Linked DNA regions of Homo sapiens: region 2 is linked to region 1. The links are chromatin contacts, found by Hi-C or POLR2A ChIA-PET in ENCODE. All regions are on one chromosome and are shown on one strand. Each heading gives the region's core, a stretch centred on a gene start or an enhancer-like site at or near the end of the contact. The rest is flanking DNA. Distances are from core to core; before and after follow the strand shown. Region 1 holds the start of MRC2 (mannose receptor C-type 2). Region 2 overlaps MARCHF10-DT (MARCHF10 divergent transcript).

Region 1 (3,952 bases), core at 1,254-3,753:
TGAGGGGTTCCTCGAAAGTCCCATGCTGCTCACAACACCCAACACTCCTACAGACTGTGACCATGTTCTGTTGACAACTGAGCCTGCACAGGATCTTTATGCAGTAGGGAACCGGCCCGGATTCTCCACAGGGAGAATCTCCCAGATGTTTCCCCGCTTTCTGCCCCAAAGTCAAGATCAAAAGCAGTTGGCAGCTGCAGACATCAGCAGAAGTCAGTGGAACACAGTGTGGAACCATGTCGCGCTGGAGGAGGAAGTCTCGCGCTGGAGGAGGAAGTCTCACCCTTGACAGAGACTAGAACTGGGCCTTAGAAGCTTGAACCAACCTCTGTCCCTGCGAGAGCAGCACACTTTTGTGCTCCTCAGCCCTTGCGTCTTCTTTGCCTGGAATATGGCAAAACGTTTATTTTCCCCCACTAAATGAGGCTCCTCTAGGGCTGCAACTGTGTTTGCCCATCTCTCTTTCTCTAGCAGCTAGCACAGGGCTAGCAGTCGGTGCTTGTTGAGCCGGTGGGTGAAGAGACGAGAGCACACCTCCTGTGTGCCCGGCATGGCGGGACCTGGTGCCGGCAAGTGGTGGGCTCTCTGGCCTCATGCTCTGCGCTGGTGATGTCAAGGGGTGGGCTTCTGTCCTGCCACTGATAGTAGGAGGGAAGGCCAGCAGGAAACGCCGAAACCTACTCAAGCTGCTGGAGAAGGGGGAATCCAGCCCTGTTTCAGGGGAAGGAGTATCCTGTGTTCTGAGAGCGAGAGAGCAGCTTAGCCGGCAAATCCTTAAATCCTTCAGAGATTACAGGATTGTGCAAGAGGGAAGGCCAAGAGGGGGACCTCTGAGGCAGCTCCAGCATGGCCTGTTGTGTGCAGAGGACTGAGATCCCAGAACATGCCACACCAAGAAGACATGTCCCAAGGGGCAGTGGAGCCACAGCCACCAGAAGGGACCTGGCCCTGTCGGACCTGCTGAAGCTAGCCGTGGAGTGCAGGGGCTTTGTTGGTCTGGCTGCTAACCAAAGGGTGGCTAATGGGACCCTTTCCAGGGGCCTCTAGGGGATTTCAGTGGGGGCTTGCTTCGAGGCTCTATTACCACTGGACTGTTTACCAAGAGCCTCAGCCTGACAGAGATGGGAAGAGACGAGTGAGCATTTCTGACCCAACACCCCCACTGCAGAGTTGGGGAAACATTTACCCAAGATAGGAGGAATAAAAAGGAAAAAAATTGAATTTATTTCCAAAAAACATACCAAGGTGGACAAGATAGGAAACAATACAATTTATATTACAGTTTTATTATTATTTAAAAATTTTATATTAACAAAATGAGATGGGATCTGCCTATGTTGCCCAGGCTGGTCTTCAACTCCTGGGCTCAATCTCCTCGGCCTCCGAAAGTGTGATTACAGGCGTGAGCCACCGCACCCGGCCCATATTACAGTTTCATAGTGTTTTTGATTACTCGTGGTAGGAGAAATGTGTCTTCTTTGCACTTGGGGTCTCAACGTCTCAGTCCTGCCCTATGCCCCGAGACCCCAAGAGGCTTTCCCAAGGTCAGGCAGGGAATCCGCAGAGAGGCAGGGCTGGACTCCAGCATCCTGACTCCCCAGTTCGTGCTCTGTGCTGCAGAGACCTGTTGCGTAACACTGAGTAACTGTGGATTGTCTAACCTTTTATGAAATTTCCAGCTGGTCTTTTGCTACCGGCCAGCAGTCCAGTTGGTGGGAGTGATGATGCCGGTCTTCTGAGACGTCCAGTGGACAGATTTTCCCCAGGTTTCTGGATGCAGCCCCAACAAGCAAAAGTGCTACACTCCTGCACCGGGAACACTGACACAGGGGTCACGAAAATGCTAAAACAAGACGTGCAAGAATTGTTGCGCTCCGCACACGTAACAAGGGCTCTGCCTCCCCCTCCCCCAATCTTCGCCCTGGTGGCCAGGCCCTGGGCTCCGCCCCTTCCCCACCAGACCGGGGGAGGGGTCCTCCTCGGCATGGAGGTAGGGGATGCTAGGCTGCTGGAGACGCCCGCAGAAAGAGGCGGGATGGCGGGGCGGATGCTGGCGGCCCGGGTCTGGCCACCTGGGTCAGCTGCACGCCCCCGCCCCGGGCTGGCCGGACCTCGTAGCCCAGGTCCCACCACGCCGTGAAGTTTGCGGAAAGTTTTGCAGTTGCTTCCCCGCCCGCGCCAGCGGGGGAGTTGTGACGCAGCGTCTGGGGATCCTGGCCGGGACAGAAGAGAGGGAAGGCGAGGCGGGGAGAGACTGGGAAACAGAGCAGCAAGAGAAAGGGCGCACGCTGGGGTCCTCCTGGACCCGGCGTGTCCTCCTCTCCGCCACCCCTTTCTCTCCCTCCCGACGCTCTAGCCCCAGACCCGCGCCTCCTCCCCTTCCCCTCCCACGCTGCCCACTTCCCTTCCCCTCTACCCCTCGAACCCTCCTCCCCGGTTCTGCGCTCCTCCCTCCGCCCTCCCTCCGCCCGGGCTGCCTCCTCCCTCCTCCTCCCCGGGAGGCATCACTTCGTCCCGACCCGGAGGAGGACGCGAGCCCCTTGCGGGCGGTCATCACAGCCCAGCCTCGGGGCTGCCACAGCGCGTTGCGCCTGTGCGCCCTCGGTCCCCGCGTCCACTGAGCGCCGCGCTCGGGGATGGGGCCCGGCCGGCCGGCCCCCGCGCCCTGGCCTCGTCACCTGCTGCGCTGCGTCCTGCTCCTCGGGTGCCTGCACCTCGGCCGTCCCGGCGCCCCTGGGGACGCCGCCCTCCCGGGTAAGGCGCTGCCAACTTGGCCAACTTCAGGGCCCGGGCGGGGGGAGCGCCGAGGCGCGGGCCGCTCTCGACTTTTCCCTCCTTTTCCCCCCTCTTTTCTCCAGAAGCGTGTGTGCGTGTGTGTGTGACTGGGTTTTTAAAACTCGTCTCCGCTTTTCTGAAAGCGGGGGAGGAGAGGGGAGGAGGAGCGCGCCTAGAGGTGGGGGAGGACCTGAGTGGAACCAGATGTGGCGGGCGGCGGGGGAGGGGAGCCCGGGGGACTCCAGCAGCCTAGGAGGAAGCGGGTGGGCTCTTGAGGACCCCCGCGCACCGCGCTCCCGGACCACCCGGCGCCGGCCCGTCCTCGGCAGGGGACCTGCAGGGCGCGCCCGGGGAGCCAGGGCTCTCTGTCCGGGAGTTCCCGGGCCCAGTCTCCTCGCTCTGCCCCAGGACTGATGCGTTAGGACGGCTTTCCAACTATCCGCGAGGGTTCGTTTCCCCCACCTTCCCCCCGCCCCCTGCATCTCGTGGGCGTTGATATTTTCTTTTCCACACTTAGTCTTCAAGGAGGCTTGTGGCGCGCGGCATCCGCCCCGCGTGAGCTCGGCAGCCCTGTGAGGAGGCTCCTGCCACTGGGACGCAGCAACAGGCTGGGCGCCGCCGTGCTGTGATGTTGCGTAGCGTGGGCAGCTCTGGGCACACTAGTGGCCCTCCAGAGGGGACAGACCTTGAGCGGCAAAAGAGCTGCTAAAGATTTTAAAACCCAACGAACAGGAAACAAAACAAAAATCAGAAAACCCCAAAACTGTGCCATTCTCTTCCTGCTCCTTATTCAGGGGTAACAGTGAAGTGTGGGGACAGACAGATCCCTCGCCAAGAATCTAAGAGTTGAAAGGAAAGATCCACTTCCTGGGGGAGTGGGGGTGGGGGTGTCTGGAGTGACCGGGGGAATCGCCCGGCCCAGCTTGGTCCTGCTGGCTGTTTAATTGGGGGATGGGGACAGTCCGTGCAGTGTCTGCAGTTTTGTGCAAGGACCAGACAGCCCCCTGGAGAGTCTGGGGCCTCCAGCCTGGCCCGTGCTTGCTGGGTTGGCCTGGCGTGACGTAGGCACAAGACACATATCTGCCAGATGGGAAAGGTGGGGGCCACGGTGACCCACATTCACACCAACCGGAGACCCCCGGGGCAATTCTGGGCCCACCTGGCATTGAATGTGGGA
Region 2 (3,713 bases), core at 643-3,142, 200 kb after region 1:
GGAACCTCCACCTTATTCCCAGTCATAGCGTTCCACTAGGATTCTCCCATGGACCATATTTCAGTGTACAAAATTGTCATATTCACAGAAAGTACCACATTTGTTTCCCCAACCATCAGGGTTGTATAGTTACAGTCAGTGCCCTGTGCAGTAAAGACTGGCAATTGGATGTTTTTCAGACCTTCAACTTAGTTCATTATGAGAAGCTGTCTAAAAAAACAAACAAACAAGCGAACAACAAACTACAGTCTTCAATTAAAGGTTCAGAGGCCAGGCACAGAGGCTTATGCCTGTAACCCCAGCACTTTGGGAGGCCAAGGCAGGCAGATCACTTGAAGTCGGGAATTCAAGGCCAGCCTGGCCAACATGGCGACACCCTGTATCTACCAAAAGTACAAAAATTAGCTGGGCATGGGGTGGTGCTCGCCTGTAATTCCAGCTACTTGGAAGGCATGAGAATCACTTGAATCACCCAGGAAGCAGAGCTCACGGTGAGCCGAGATTACACCACTGCACTCCAGCCTGGGTGACAGAGCAAGACTCTGTCTCAAAAAAAAAAAAAAGAGGTTCAGAAAGTGGACACCTTTTAGCACTATCTAATAGAAATATGAGTCATATAAGTAATTTCAAATTTCCTAGGAATAATATTCAGAAAAGTAAAAGGAAATGGGTGAAATTCATTTTAATAACATATTTTACTAAACCCACTAAATTGAAACATTGTCGTTTCAACATGTAATGAATATTTTTTATTTTTAGAATCAGAGCCTCACTCTGTTGCCCAGGCTAGAGTACTGTGATGCAATCATGGCTCAGTCAACCTTGAACTCCTGGGCTCAAGCCATCCTCCCACCTTAGCCTCTTGAATAGTTGGGACTACAGGCCTGTGCACCACCACACCCAGTGATTTATTTTTATTTTTATTTATTGTAGAGATGGGGTCTCGCTAGGTTGCCCAGGCTGGTCTGGGACTCCTAGGATCAAGCAGTCCTCCTGCCTCAGCCTCTGGACTACAGGTGCATGCCACCTTGCTCAGCTAATTAAAACATTTTTTTTTTTTTAATGGAGACAGAGTCTTGCTCTGTCACCCAGGTTGGAGTGCAGTGGCATGATCTTGGCTCACTGCAACCTCTGCCTCCTGGGTTCAAGCAATTCTACCTCAGCCTCCCAAGTAGCTGGGATTACAGGCACCCGCTACCATGCCCGGCTGATTTTTTGTATTTTAGTAGAGACAGAGTTTCACCATGTTGCCCAGGCTGGTCTCGAACTCCTGAGCTTGGGCAATCCACCTGTCCTGGCCTCCCAAAGTGCTAGGATTACAGGCTTGAGCCACCACGCCCGGCCAACACTTTTTTTTTTTTTTTTTGAGACAGAGTCTTGCCACCCAGGCTGGAGTGCAGTGGCACGATCTCAGCTCACTGCAACCTCTACCTCCCAGGCTAAAGCAATTCTCCTGCCTCAGCCTCTCAAGTAGCTGGGATTACAGGTGTGTGCTACCATGCCCAGCTAATTTTTGTACTTTTAGTAGAGATGGTTCCAGCTACTTGGGAGGCTGAGACGGGAGGATAGCTTGAGTCTGAGAGGGTGAGGCTGCAGTGAGCTCTGATTGCGCCACTATACTCCAGCCAGGACAACAGAGTAAAACATTGTCTCAAAAATTAAAAAGAAAAAGAAAGAAAATGAAAAACAATGACCACACCTCTATATGTGTGTGTGTGTGTGTGTGTTTGTGTGTGTGTGTGTGTGTGAGAAATGAATGTTCTTTGCTGGCAATCTGACATACAGGAGAAATTAACAGAGTTAATGGCTATTCTGGCATCTGCTCCCAAGCCACTGAGACCACAGAATTAGAGGATGGGAAGGGACCTTGGAGATCTTGTTAACTGTGTCCTGGACCCTCATTGCAAGGAATCAGATTCAACTGGCCTAGGGAGGGGTCTAAGTATCAACATTTTTAGACGTCCCCTAGGTGATTCTAACGTAGGGGCTGGGCTCTAAATGCAGAAACATCCCTTTTGTTTTATAGGTGAAGAGACAGGGGCTAACTGAGGTCAGTGACTCATCTTACAGCTTGTTAGAGGCAGAGTGAAGCCCGGAATCCGGATATTCTTCTCTACCCAGCTCACACAGAGGACATTTCCATAATACCTTCATCATGGGTCATTCTCTTGCTTAACCCCAGAGTTGCTCTCATTTTGAATTGAGACACATTCCTCCGCTTAACCTAGCTTAGACACAAACTTCAACAAACTTCTCTGAACCCTTACTTGCCAAGAAAATCTTCAGATCAGTGAAAACATTGAAGTGATTCTGGTCCGGGACCATGGCTGTAAATGCCTCCCATTTTAGACCCAACTGGGACCTGACACCCTATACTGAATATAGAGTTTAATTAGAGGGTACAGGGAGGGGCCCCAAAGAAGCAAACACTTGAGTCTGATGAGTCTCATTGATGCACAGCCTAAGCCAGAGTGACCCATTAACAGGGTCTCACACTCAGATATATCTGAGTTCAGAGCAGGTAATGCATGTGAGTAGTGTGGGTTAGGTGGGGGCTCTGGCCCAAGCTCCTCCTAGCTATGCGGGGAGGATGCAATGCAAGTCCAGTCCTTCCAATTTCTCAAAGAAGTCGCAAATTTGGGTTTTTGTTTGTTTTGGTTTTTGTGAAAAACCCTGTTTTGTGAATGTTGGCAACTAGTTTGATTTTTAGAAAAACACTGTAAGAGTCAAATAAAACCCACTCGTGAGCTATATTCTGCTTGTGAGGCTTCAGAATACATCTTTTAGATAAGTCCAAGACTTTTTTTTTTTTCAGATGGTCTCGCTCTGTTGCCCAGGCTGAAGGGCAGTGACACACAGATCACTATAGCCTTGACCTCCTGGGCTCAAGCCATCCTCCCATTTCAGCCTCCCGAGTAGCTGGGATTACAGACATACACCACCAAGGAATATGACTTCATCATATTCAATATCGAGTTTTACTGGTTTCTAAAATGTTGGCCTAATACCATCATGTAGGTTGAGCATCCCTAATCCAAAAATTCAAAATCCGAAACTTTTTTTTTTTTTCTTTTTTTGAGACAGAGTCTTGCTCTGTCGCCCAGGCTGGAGGGCAGTGGCACGATCTCAGTTCACTGCAAGCTCTGCCTCCCAGGTTCACGCCATTCTCCTGCCTCAGCCTCTTCAGTAGCTGGGACTACAGGAGCCCGCCACCACGCCCGGCTAATTTTTTTGTATTTTTAGCAGAGATGAGTTTTCACCGTGTTAGCCAGGATGGTCTTGATCTCCTGGCCTCGTGATCCGCCCGCCTCGGCCTCCCAAAGTGCTGGGATAACAGGCGTGAGCCACCGCGCCCGGCCCAAAATCCGAAACTTTTTGAGCGCCAGCATGACACCACTAGGGGAACGTTCCACACTCGACGTCATGTGATGGGTTCAGTCAAAACATTGTTCCATGAACAGAATCATTAAAAATATTGAATAAAATTACCTTCAGGGTATGTGAATAAGGTGTATATGAAACATAAATGAATTTCGTGTTGAGACTTAATTCTATTCTCAAGATAGCTCATTTTGTATACAGAAATATTCCCAAATCTGAAAAATATCTGAAATTCGAAACACTTCTGATCCCAAGCATTTCAGATAAGGGATACTCAACCTGTCCTTACCTTGCCTTAGACATTGTGAAACTGATGACAGTCAACACTGGTA

Evidence for each region. A loop is a pair of places that touch in the nucleus more often than their neighbours do. ChIA-PET counts read pairs that join two places held with the same protein, here RNA polymerase II (POLR2A). Pooled maps may share reads with other maps.
Region 2: a pooled map shows a loop between it and region 1 (2.0-fold over the local background). The contact joins the enhancer-like site here to the promoter of MRC2 in region 1. A Hi-C loop is called at or near these places in 2 of 50 pooled maps. POLR2A ChIA-PET finds 5 or more read pairs at or near these places in 4 of 52 experiments (H1, Panc1, WTC11 and 1 more).

Annotation. Positions count from the first base shown.
Region 1 is chr17:62,625,167-62,629,118 of GRCh38, forward strand. MRC2 (mannose receptor C-type 2) reads left to right here and starts at 2,504. Exons shown (of 30, transcript NM_006039.5): 1 at 2,504-2,754. The coding sequence starts at 2,637. LOC107985020 (a long non-coding RNA gene) reads right to left here and starts at 2,884. Exons shown (of 2, transcript XR_001752961.3): 1 at 2,679-2,884; 2 at 1,271-1,843. RefSeq lists enhancers at 229-729, 730-1,230 and silencers at 2,424-2,863, 3,064-3,133.
Region 2 is chr17:62,822,884-62,826,596 of GRCh38, forward strand. The region is part of intron 1 of MARCHF10-DT (MARCHF10 divergent transcript); the gene reads left to right. Among named protein-coding and RNA genes, the nearest start is that of MARCHF10-DT, 16 kb to the left of the region's middle. RefSeq lists an enhancer at 2,262-2,998. Within about 2 kb of position 1,893, at least 4 of the 41 ENCODE cell types and tissues checked have a DNase peak (open chromatin) inside an H3K27ac peak, as active enhancers do; they include Panc1, where a contact is called at or near this core.